2 separate regions of the Homo sapiens genome follow, and region 1 is linked to region 2. Evidence: chromatin contacts called from ENCODE Hi-C data. All regions are on one chromosome and are shown on one strand. Each heading gives the region's core, a stretch centred on a gene start or an enhancer-like site at or near the end of the contact. The rest is flanking DNA. Distances are from core to core; before and after follow the strand shown.

The links. Hi-C counts contacts between places; a loop is a spot of excess contacts on that map. Pooled maps may share reads with other maps.
Region 1: a loop to region 2 is called in a map of GM12878, with 13 times the contacts of the local background. The contact joins two enhancer-like sites. A Hi-C loop is called at or near these places in 4 of 168 maps with a recorded cell type or tissue (GM12878, MCF 10A, dorsolateral prefrontal cortex and 1 more), 2 of 37 single-sample maps with no recorded cell type and 6 of 50 pooled maps.

What each region holds. Positions count from the first base shown.
Region 1 is chr15:31,971,837-31,977,642 of GRCh38, reverse strand. No RefSeq gene overlaps it. Among named protein-coding and RNA genes, the nearest start is that of CHRNA7, 56 kb to the left of the region's middle. RefSeq lists enhancers at 1-130, 131-697, 1,263-1,945. Within about 2 kb of position 2,335, at least 3 of the 41 ENCODE cell types and tissues checked have a DNase peak (open chromatin) inside an H3K27ac peak, as active enhancers do.
Region 2 is chr15:31,496,821-31,503,345 of GRCh38, reverse strand. OTUD7A (OTU deubiquitinase 7A) reads left to right here. Exons shown (of 13, transcript NM_001382637.1): 10 at 1,507-1,656. Among named protein-coding and RNA genes, the nearest start is that of KLF13, 170 kb to the right of the region's middle. Within about 2 kb of position 2,910, at least 2 of the 41 ENCODE cell types and tissues checked have a DNase peak (open chromatin) inside an H3K27ac peak, as active enhancers do.

The DNA.
Region 1 (5,806 bases), core at 1,086-3,585, 470 kb before region 2:
TCCCTGGAACAGGCTAAACATGGGGAGCTGCCAGGCAGGAGTGTCCCCAGGAAGGAAGGCAAACTGCGGTGGAAGTGAGGGCAGAGGCCACGATGGGATCCTCAGCTCTGCTCGAGCAGGTGGCGAGGACGGCCACACAGGGTGTCCTCCCCAACAACGAGGCAGTGCCAGGCGCACAGGTGGGTGTTGGGACTCAGCACAGTGGGGCAGCAGACACATGTGCTGGACACACAGCCCAGGACACACAGAAGTACTGGGTACACAACACAGGGCGCACAGCACAGGACACACAGCACAAGACACACAGCACACGGCACACCACACAGGACACAGCACAGGACACACACTACAGGGCACACAGTGCACGGCACACCACACAGGACACAGCACAGGCCACACAGCATAGGACACACAGCACAAGACACACAGAGCACACACACAGGGCTAACAACAGAGCACACAGCACAGGACACAACACAGGCCCACACAGTGGGCACAAAATTCTGGGCACACACTGTCAGCCAAACAATTCGAGGTACACGTGCCAGTCACGCAGCACCAGGCACACAGGAGTGGGCACGCTTGCCAAGCATACACAGCCACACAAACCATGCTGGGTCACAACACCAGACACAGAAGGAAAGACACACTCTCCAGCCACAGACACTGAAGCTGGGGACACACTGGACACACAACTCTGGGCATACAAGGTCAGGCATACCATGACCGACAAGCTGGCACACCCACTGGGAATACACACTGGCACACACTGGGGACAACACCAGACGCTGCAGGAACACAACATCGGGCACACACCAGGCACAGATGCTACACACACTCTAGGGACACAGCATCACATACACAATGCACACACGGCAAGAACCCATGCTTGTAACACATGTTGAACACACACACCAAACGCAATGCTGAGCTTCACTGTAGGGCACAAAACACTGGGACACACCATGCTGGGCACAGAAGCCAGGGTGCAATGCCAGGCACACACAAGTCCAGGCACTAATGCCAGCACACACTGTGGGAACACAACACTATGCACAAAACCTCAGACAGATGATGCCAAACACATACCACACACACACCAGCAGGCACTCCGGGCCAGGCACTCCAGGAGCACCACACTGAGCTCACAACGCTGGGTCACATACCAGCCATGTACACACCAGCCATGTAATTCCACCCACACAACACCAGGCATGCAGTGCAGAAACAGAACTCTGGAACCACAGGGCCAGGAAAACAATGCAGGCGCCCCATGCTGGACACACACAGTAAGTATACAACAATGAGCATGCAATGCCAGACACACAAAGCCAGACACACCATAGTAGGCGCAGCCTCTGGGACACCATGCAGGGCACACAGTGCTGGGCAAACATGCCAGGCACAAAATGCCAGGGAGAAAGCACTAAGCCCGTATGCCAGGCACACTCTGGGCCCACCAAGCTGGATGCACAAACCTGAGCACACAGGGCCGGACACACAACGCAGGCACCCAGGCCGGGCAGACACTCTGGGATCTCAATACTGGGCACACAGGACCAGGTACACAACACCAGGCATGCAATACTGGGCATGCCCACTAGGCACAAACAAGCAGGAACACAGCGCCAGGTACACACAGTACCTGCACACACAGTTGGCAAACAACACAGGGCATACGCTCCAGGATTACACTGCAAGGCTCACAGACGGGAGCAAACAAACCCGGCATACAATGCGGAGTATGCACAGCCAGGTGCCACACTAGGCATGCAGGGCCAGGCACATGGCAAGAACACAGGCTGGACACAGATGCTGGCTACGCGACACTGGGCAAACAAAGTCAGACACACCATGCCTGGTGCATAACACCATGCACATAACTCAATACTGGACACACAGTGACAGGCACACAACACTGGGCGCACAAAGGAAGTATGCATGCTAGGCACTCAGCAGGAACACAGGACACTAGAAGGCACACCCAGTCAGCACATACAGTTGGCTTTGAGCAACGAAGTGTGCGCAGACGCAGTGTCACCCACCAGCTTAGGGCTGACCGTGGCCAGCCGTGCTCCAGATGGCGGCCGCCCCGCGGCGCAGATCTTGGATGAAGGCGACATGGAGCGGGGCTGTCGCCAGCCACTGGGGCTCAGGGGGCTCAGGGGCACTTGCGGCAGCCACACAGCCTGAGCGCTGCTGGCTGTAACTCTGTGGGATGCACGAGGTTTGCTTCCATCAGTGCCCTCTCTGATGCACATGTGAATCGCTCTGAGTCTCTTACGATAACAAAAAATTCCGTAGGGTGTGGCACGTGTAAACCCGACTCGTATTTCTTGCTAGAGTATCTTTGGCAAGGTTTCCTGGGTTACTGGGTCAGAAGTCAAAGGCAGGTGACTTTGCAATTGCCAATTATCTCCGCAGGGCTACACCAGAGTGGGTCAGGGGAAGAATCAGAGATGGGTCGTAGGATTGTATCGTCATTAGGTGCATGTGCCCAGAAAGCAGGAAACAAATCTCCCAAAAAAGCTCTCTCAGCCTGCTCTTCAAAAACCCGGCCCCTTCCCACCTCTTCCTCTGCCGGAGGAATCTTTAAGATTTGCAATTTTAACCTTTAGCCGTTAGGTGGCGCCACAAAGTAAGGTATCCATGGGCCGAGGACGCTCAGCGACCCCTTCCTCCCCTGTGAGATTTCTTCTCTTGTTGAAGCTGCAAAGGAAAATCGCAGTTCCCAGATCTGGCAAGTGTAACAACATCTTCAGCAGCTCTGAATGGTTTTTATACAATTCTTTTCTTTACCTAATAGAAGGATCAATAACTGTAGACATATGCAGATCTTGATGGTTTGACCTCAGGCCAAAGCAACCTTGCTCCCCACCCCCATCACTTTCCTGTAAGACAGAAAGAGTGGTTGGTGAATGCTTGTCAGGTGCATGGCCCAGTGGGTGAAGCTGTTGAACAGGTCCCTTGCCAGTGCCCCCAGCAGCGGCTCTTAACAGCCATGCTAATGGCCGTCTCCTCTCCAAGCACCCAGGCTTGCAGTGGTCTGGGGCAGGCCTTGGGCCGCTCCCTCCCCGGGCATTACAGCCCTATCTCTGTGCCTTCCCTGAGCCCCTGCAATTCCACCAGAGGCCTGATGACTCTCTGGGGGACCTCTTCAAATAACTTCAGTCATTCATGTGGAGCAAGAGAGCCAGACTCCTGGCAAGAAAAAGCCAGACAGGGCCTGGGCTTCAGAAGATGCCTCACAGACCCTGGCAATCGGCCTGACTTCCAGAGGCCCCTCCCTCCCTGCAGGTCCAGGACACACATCACTTTACAGGAGAGGTTTCAGTCTGCAAGGCCAGCCCAAGTCTCCCAGAGTGGATGGTCCTCCCACCTCACCCTCTCTCTCAGACCATAGGGGTCGCTGGGCCCATGCTCTGTTGCAGGCACCAAGCCTGCCCTCCAGGCTAGGGGCTCAGCATTTCTAGAATTCTTGGGGTGTGAAGGACATTCATCTGAAAAGCTTCACTGGAGGATTGCAGACTTCAGGCTCCTAAGAAATTGCCTGGTGACTCTTGGTCTGCCTTTGCCACCACCCCTCCCAACGGCATAGGCAGCACTGAGATAGGCCACTCTACAAGTGGAAGGAGCCCAGGCCGGAAAACTGGGCCACCAGAATTCAGCCTACGAACCTCAGCTTCATCCTCTGTGAAACAAAGACGGCAATTTCCCAAGCAGAGAGAAAGGTCCTGGCACTAAGCAGGTGCTGAACAAAGACACGTAGCTGTTCACTCTACCACGCCCTAGCAGGTGGGTCCCAAGCAGAGGATGCACCAGAACAGAACAAAGCCATTCAGGGAAGCAACTGACTCGCTCATTCATTCTTTCTGTGAGAGCTTATGCGATCCACTCTCTTTCCGATGGACATAGGAAGCCCCAGGCAAAGGCTGTGCACAGCCCCTTCCTTCTCTTGCTGCTTGGGGACATCTGGAAGGCTGACAAAACACACAGAACCACCTCCTGCTCTGACCAACTAACAACACTACACTTTCTGTCCAGGTAGAAAAGTGGATGAAATATGCTAAACCATTATTTACAGACTTTGAGCCACAGACAGTGCGGGAGTGTGATCGCTGAAAACAAGCAGAACTTCTGGGACCCAGTGCAGGGAGGGGCTCCATGCAGCGCATGGAGGTGGCTGGAGCTGAAGAGACAGAAACCGGACAGATTGCTGGAGAAGACAGAGCTGCACGCTGAGCCCATGCCTCTTGCATGGCTTGAGTGAACAAAACCTGCTCTGCGTGGTGTGGGGGGCTGTTATATTCATGAAGGCTGCAACCAAGACCCAGGGAGGCCCTGAACTGCATCCAGCCAGGGCTAGGTCACGTCGTTAACACCTTTAATCAGAGACCGTCCTGATTCGCTGTAGTCCTGATTGGCTTTTATACTCTCCACCTCCAGCCAGGTCTTCTTTGCAGATAGATTGTAGAAGAGCATGGGTCTCTGAGAGCCCATCATCGTCTCACTTGATCTGCTTCTGTAAAGCATTTTAAATGTATGCTGTGGTCTGAATGTTTCTCATGAATGGGATTACTGCCCTTATATAAGGGGCCCCAGGGAGTCAGCAACCTCCTCCAGTATGTGAGGACACAGGGAGAAGGTGCCATCAATGAAACAGTAAGTGGGTCCTCACCAGACACCAGATGTGTCAGTGCCTCGATCTTGGACTTCTCAGCCTCCAGAACTGTGAGGAATACATTTCTGTTAAGTCTCCCAGTCTATGGTATTTTGGTTATAGAAACCCAAACAGACTAAGACGCTTTGCAAAATAATGTTTATTTTGAGCACCTACTATGTCCCAGATACTGCGACTATTATATAACTTAATTTAAACTTTTATAACAGCTCTATTATATACATAGCACCATCTCTTTTTACCTTTTTTAAAAATTGTGCAACACATGAATACATTTGTTGGAAAAAAAAAACAAAACAGAAGTGTATTGACTGCAAAGCCAACGTCTCCTCACCCGGCCTCCACTTCCAGTCCCACTCGTGTGTCTGAGCATATCCATTTAAGAGGGGTGTGATTCTGGACAATTCTATATATTCAATCATTTGTCTGTCTTGAGGAAGTCCTGCTTGTTTCCTAATGCAGAAGGAGTTATTTATCATTCCTGGCAATGTGGCATAGAATTTCCAGTGCAGCTGGGGAGTCCAGCTGCCCCCACCCAAGCCCACCTCTTCCTGGAGTTGGGTAACTTGACCTTGAGGCTCAACATCGCTGGAACTCAGCGTCATCACCTGTCAAACAGGGTCAAAGGAGTGTCTGCCTCCAGGGCTGCTGAGTGGCCAGCAGGCGGTGGTGAGGGTGAGGGTGCAGACGGTGAGCACTTTGAAGCTGCACGGATGCCATGAGCAATGCCCAGCTCCCAGCCTCCTCCGTCTGCCACAGAAAATGTGTCTGCCCATGCCTAGGCTGTCCCCAGACCCCCACCCTATCATTGAATGAGGGATGAAGGTTCTCCATGTTGTCTCTCTGTTCCAACACTGTTTATGTACTATGGGTATCACCTCCTTCAAGAAACCAGGTTGTTGTCCAGGTCTAGGACCTGCTGGGGGAGGTGGGGAGCTCTGGAGGGTAAGCAACAGCACAGCAGGGTGGTCACCATCCCAGGCTACGGAGCCAGACCACCTGGACTCTATTTCTTACTTGGAGCCAAACAACCAGGTTCAAGTCCCTACCTGTTCACTTAAGAGCTGAGTAAATTCCGGAGGCTACCTCTTGTCTCCTTGCCACACCAAAACCCCCATTAGTAAA
Region 2 (6,525 bases), core at 1,661-4,160:
AGGTGTGTTCCCACCCCTCCGCAGACCACATGTGTGTTAAAGACTAAAAAGAAAGGAAGACAGAATGCATAGAGTCATTTGGCAAAAGCTATGGTAGAATCAGAACTGGCAGAGAAAGAGGCAAGGGCAGTTTATGGCCTGCCCACCAAAAGCCACACTCTGTGCACAGCCCCTTCTAGAATGTTCCTCCATTCAGCCCTTGCTACAACCTCCCAGGGTGGACACCACCCTCCCCACTTTACAGAGATGAAACTGAAGCCCAGAGAGGCTAGGCAATGTCCCCAGCGGGGATCAGCCAAGGGCAGGGAGTGATCCAAAGCCTGTCCTCCCTCCAGCGTGCAGCTGCCCAGTTTGAATTTACACCTGCACCTTAACAAAAGTCATAGGTCTTCCAGGGAGCTCTACGAATCAGGATGTGGCTCTTCACGCTAAATCACAGCTGCCATAAAAAATCTGATGTGGCCACGATGGTTATGTAGCCAGGGAACTGGTAGGACACAGGTCCTGCCTGGCCCACCCCCTTCCCTGTGTGGCTCAGGGACGCGGGCCTGCTGAGGTCTGCAGGTCTCCGTGCAACACCAGGGCTTGCATCAGGGCACTGCTGCGTAAGCCCAGGACTGAGCTCCCAGCACCATCAGATCTCTGAGTTGCGGGGCAGAGGAAGGTCCACGCTTCCTACCATGCTACTCACAGCCCTCTTGCAGGTACCCCCACCCTGTCGCCTCTCAGTCTGACTCTCCTGTGAGCACAGTGATCAATTTAGACAAAGTGAGGATGGCGGAGGAACTCATAAGAGTTCATCAAAGACATCCCTGAAATTACCGTCCCTGAATTCTGCTCAAGGAGTGCAGCAATACACTCACTCTAGGGCCAAAAGTAAAGACGTTTCATGACCTCAAAGCAGATGCTGCTTTAGGACAGATATTTCCAGAAGTTATTCTATTTTGCTGAGGGTGTTAGGCTTTTCTGCCCTCTTTTTTTACAAGTAAGAAAATGAGTGAAATTGTGTCCCTGTCACTGAAGGACTTGATCCCTCTGATTCTCAGTTCCCATCTGACTTACATCTTGGTCCTGGAGCTCTCTGACTGGTTCCTTCAAATTCAATAGAAGAGGTTCTCAAAACATAGAGCAAATATACACCCTTGAGAAGCGCACATACTCTGTTGTATACAAATGCTTTACCAAACACTAGGAAAGGAAGAAGTACATCCAGAAAAAGGTGGGCTTCCAGGCTGCAACTGCTCTGACCAATCTCGGGTGACTGTCATCCCAGCCCTGGGGCTCCTGTACACCTGTGCAGGTCTCAGGGCAGCAGGAGTCCTGGGGCAGACAGATGACTCTGGAAACCCTCAGCCCCATCCCTCAGCACCGCCTCCATCCACCCCTCCTGTCCCTCCGCTTCTCCACGGAGTCCCCCCGGGGTAGTGAGGGACAGGGATGCAGGGGCCTCCCCTCCCAGCTCGAGCTGGCTGCTCCTCACACCCTCACCCTGGTTTGTGTCCACAGCGTTCGCACCCATCCCATTCGGAGGGATCTACCTGCCCTTGGAGGTCCCTCCCAACAGATGCCACTGCTCGCCTCTGGTTCTGGCCTATGATCAAGCCCATTTCTCTGCCCTTGTGTCCATGGAACAGAGAGACCAGCAAAGAGAACAAGGTATGCCTGTCTCCCAAGAGAGTGCACGCAGGAGCCTAGGGTGGGGGCAGAGCCATCAGAAGGGACCCCATTGCACGGGGAGGTGGATTGTGGAGACCCCCCCTTAGAAGCACACCTGTGCACACTCAGCAGTGACAGTTTTTGCATAAAGCTACCTTATGCATGTGTGAACGTTTTCATTGAAAATAACAATGTTAAAGACAACATTCTCTTTAAAATACTAAACAAAGGCAACCTACCCTTAAATAGCTTTTACTGTTTTCCCTTTCACATGTATACATATTTTATAGGAATGCAATTAGTCTTAGATATAAATTAAAGGGAAAAAAACTTCAAAAGCAAGTATTAATGAACTATGGCCCACCACCCATTTTATAAATAAAGTTTTATTGGAACAGAGCCACATTCATTCACAGATGCATCATCTGTGGCCGTTTTTGCACTACAGTGGTAGAGAGAGGAGCAGCCACAGACACCAAGGCCTGCAGCGCCTAAAATATTTACTTACTAATTAGCTATTTATGGGAAGAGTTTGCTCACCCCTGCTCCAGGGTAAGCTTTTAACTCAAAAGGTCAACATTTCCTTTCAAAGCATTGCAGCTGAGTTTCCTCTAAGCAGCCATTTCAGTGCTGCTGATGTTGGGCCAGCCCACAGGCTGTGCACTGCACAATTCCAGGGCACCAGTCAATGTCTTTACTGGGGAAATAGGGGGATTTTGTTTGGAACAATTGCTGTTTTCTCATGTTAGCTACTGATGGATGTGTGACCAGCTGAGTGGAGAGGAAACCCCTTCCTGTTGTCATTCTTGTTTGTAGTATAGGCAGAGACTCACTCCCCCAGGGGACAGACGGACAGGCAAGACCAACTATTTCAGAGTCCCTGCCATTAGGTATGGTCCCAGAGAATGGGAAGTGCCCTGTCCAGGGCCAACAGGGGGAAGGAAGCTCAGGGGTGTCTGCTTCTGACCTTTTCCACTGAGTGTGCAGCTCAGGAAGTAAATATAGCAACAAGATTGCACCCCTAGGACTCCCAAATGCTACTCCTTCCTGTAGACAGCTGGGAAGGAAAGGACACAGACAAATGAACAGAACCCAGCCTCCCCCAGCCCTCCGCCAGAGGCGGCACCAGCGTGTCACTTCCTGGCCTGGCAGTTGAGTCGGGAATGAGGCTGGGGCTGTGGAGCAGAAGCTGAAGGTGAGAAATGCACAGGGCATTTGAGACCCCTTCCCAAGAGCAGATGCAGAGCTCCCAGGAGCTGACATGCGTGGTGCAGCCGCAGAACCCAAGTCACAGGAAGAGAGACGACTGGAGGCTACAGCCGGCCGTGACAAGAATGTCACATCATGGTTCTTTATTATTTGCAGATGTGGCACTGGCCACAGAAGGAAAGATTTAATCAGTAAGGCCTCGGAGGTGCTCCGGTCTTTCCATTGTCTCCCCACTTTCAATCCGGAATGCGGAATGCCTGCACCTCCTTCCCGGGGATTTAGCTCTTCGTAGGGCTGACCCCGCCTCTTGGGAGACCAGAAGGGCCTTTTCAGGACCTGGGATCGGCCAGGGGCGGGGCCCTCTGTCCAGTCCCCAGGGAGATTCTGTGGTCAGAAGGTGATGGTCCCAAGGCCAGCGTCTCCCAGTTCCGAGCATGGGGTTCAGATACCCGACCCCCTCCTCGCAAAAGGCACCGAGTACTCTTCCAGGCCTTCCAGATACTGCTGCTTGGTGTTTTCAAGGCACATATGAAAGCATCCTCCCTTCAAAGGATGCCCATGGAGGGCGCTGTGGCTTGGGACCTTTCAGGAGGGCCTTGCAGAGTTGTGGGTGGTTTCACTTCTGATGACCTGGTTTCTAAAAACTGGGATCTGGTCCCAGTGCACCTCTCAGAGCCACTGTGGTGTGGGTCTTTGGCTCCCTCACAGTCAAAGCAGCCCACTGGGATCCTCCTGGGGCGATGCAGGTCCCTGCCTCTAAGACCATCCTGTGGCCAGGCTGCACATTCACCCATAAGGTCCCCACGACCCACTGCAGGGCAGGTGCCATGGCCACGCTCTTTGTCACCTGCACCCTTGTGCCCCCTTAGACCTTCACCTCTGCAGCCTTCCCTCTGTGCCTCAAAGGACACTGTGGGGACGGGACAGAGTCCCAGCTGTGCTCTCAAGTCACACGACATCTCAGCAGAGAGGGACGTGGAAATCACAGTGAGGCTGCAGCTTCCAGGATGAGCTGCAGACTCAGGCCTGCTGGAGTGAGCTGGCCAGACCGCAAAGTCGCAGGACCTGGTGGGAGGCAGGAGATGGGAGACTCCAGAATATCGAGCCCCAGGATGCCACCGGCCCCCACTGTGAAGCACAGGTGTCACCCTCTGCCATGGTACCCTGTCCGTCCTATAAACAGCACCCTGTGACAGAGGCTAATAGATACAATAATCACAAGCCCCAGGAAGAGCAGACACCGCATCCTTGTGCCTGCGGAACGATGCTTTGAGAGCCTGGAAATGAGATAAAAAATGTATTTCAGGCTGAGACAAGGCTCCCTTCTTCCCACCACCCACTTCCTCCTCCTCTGTTTACATGCCCCATCATGTCTCATCCACATGTGTCCAGCTCCTGGAGGCTTAAAAATCCATGAAGCATTCTTTAAACTTCTCATCGAGTGCCTCTCCCTCTAAGGGAAGCCCCCTCTTATAGGTGCTACTGCCGTGGCCCGGCTACTGCTGATGCCGCCACTGACCATCTTCAAGTTCAGGAATCCTCCCATTTCCCAGGCTAGGCATGCAACATGGGGAGAGGGAAGGGCTTGAGGTGGAAGGTCAGGAGCTGGTGGGACTGGTCAGCTATGGGCAACCTCAGTGGCCCAGGCTTTGCAAATTTATCTTAGGACTTTTTAGATAAAATGTATGCATTCTTTCTTGGTAGCTTCCACACATGATGGTCACCTGCTTTCTCCTGGGGAGGACATTAGTCATTTGCTCCCTGACAACCTGAGCCTTGGGCCTTCAGCTTTTTGCAGGAAGCAGCCTCCTTGCAGCCACATCTTAAAATGGCCTGCAGGGGAGCTCTGTGAAACCCAGATCTGGGCATTCTCTCAGCACCCAGCTCAGGTCAGTTCCTACTGGCCACTGAGCAAATGTGTACATTATGAAAAATCAAATCAATTAACAGGAGAAGCAGAGGTGCCGCATAGTTCCTGGAAACATAGAACCTAGGAAAGAACTTTGGAATCATCCAGTGCAACAATCCCAACTCCCCTCCTTTTATAGCAAACATTGTCCAGTGTACTCTTCATTACCCTGAAATGAAATTCATGGATAATGTTACCTGTGTTGGAATAAAGTCCATTTAGTACCCCCACATCAGGAGAAATCAAAGGAAACCAATGTAATAAAATAATCTGCATTTCTGTAAATATTCTCACACAGCCATACTGCAAAACTCAATGAAGCAATCAGATCCTGGCACCCATATGTGGGGTGCCCAGTTACACAGAGAGGGGACACAGGTGTGCTGAGCATACCCTCAAATACCCCAGGAGGCTCTACAGTCCAAAATGGCAGCTAACTCTTGGTAAAGTCCCAAACAAGCCAAGCACAGCCTTGCCCATCTCCACAGCTCCTCTTCCCTTTGGGTGGATATAGAGCCGTGCAGAGCATACCCATGTGTACATGTTAGCTCTCGGCCTGGCCAGCAGGTTGCACTGGGAAGGGCTGGGTGCATACAGGTGCTGCCTAGGTCTGCACCCCACCTTCATGCTCATATATTTGCAGGTGCTTCCTGTGCTCAAGGGCTGTTCTAGGTCCTTTCCAGGAATACCTATTTAACCCTTCCCATTTCCTCTTCCCCACTTTACAGAGGGGGAAATTGAGAAAGGAGGAACCATCCCCAGGGAATAGTTGCAGCCAGTGAAGGGTTGGGAGGGTGGATGGCGAGGCTTCCACAAAGACTTGGCCCAAGAGAGTGGCATCTCCAAGAGAAGAGGCTCAGGAAGTGGTACCCCAAGTCAAAGCCTGCTTGGGATAAGATAGCGTCTCAGACCCAGGACTCAGGAACCTTCAGGGTCGAAGAGGGTAGGGAGGGGGTGCTTTGTTTCATGGAAGGTGTCAATGCCATCTGTGGCTATTCTTTTCTTAAAAATTAATATTTATTGGCCAGGCACAGTGGCTCACACCTGTAATCTCAGCACTTTGGGAGGCCGAGGTGGGTGGGTTGCCTGAGCTCAGGAGTTCAAGACCAGTCTGGGCAACATGGTGAAACCCCATCTCTACTAAAATATAAAAAATTATCTGGGCATGGCAGCATGTGCCTGTAATCCCAGCTACTCAGGAGGCTGTGACAGGAGAATCTCTTGAACCTGGGAGGTGGAGGTTGCAGTGAGCCAAGCTTGCGTCACTGCACTCCAACCTGGATGACAGAGTGAGACTTCATCTCAAAAAAAAAAAAATTAACATATAAGTCAATTATTTAAATAGTTTTTCCCTCATATATACAAACAGCCTGTGAGCCTCTGAGGCATATCCAGGGGCCACACAGAGGTCAGGGCACCCTCAGTGTGTCCTCAGTGCCTTCCCCCAAGGGTCCCACTTAAGGAACCTAGAGAGCAGCACACAGGAGCCCTGAGGGAGTCCACTGGTTACAGATGGAGGGGGAGATGCTGGTGTGAACAGAGAGCTCTGAAACGGCTGCAGACTGCAAGGATCGAGGCTTACAGATGATCACACCAAGGTTGGCCATCCCTTTATTGGGAACAGAGACTCAACACATTCAAAATGTGATACTTGAAAAAAAAAAAGTTTTTGCAAAGAGCAGCTTACCAATTTGTCTCTTGCTGCTTAGAAACAACACAGCAAGTTTATAAGTGTCTGCTAGGGATCTTGG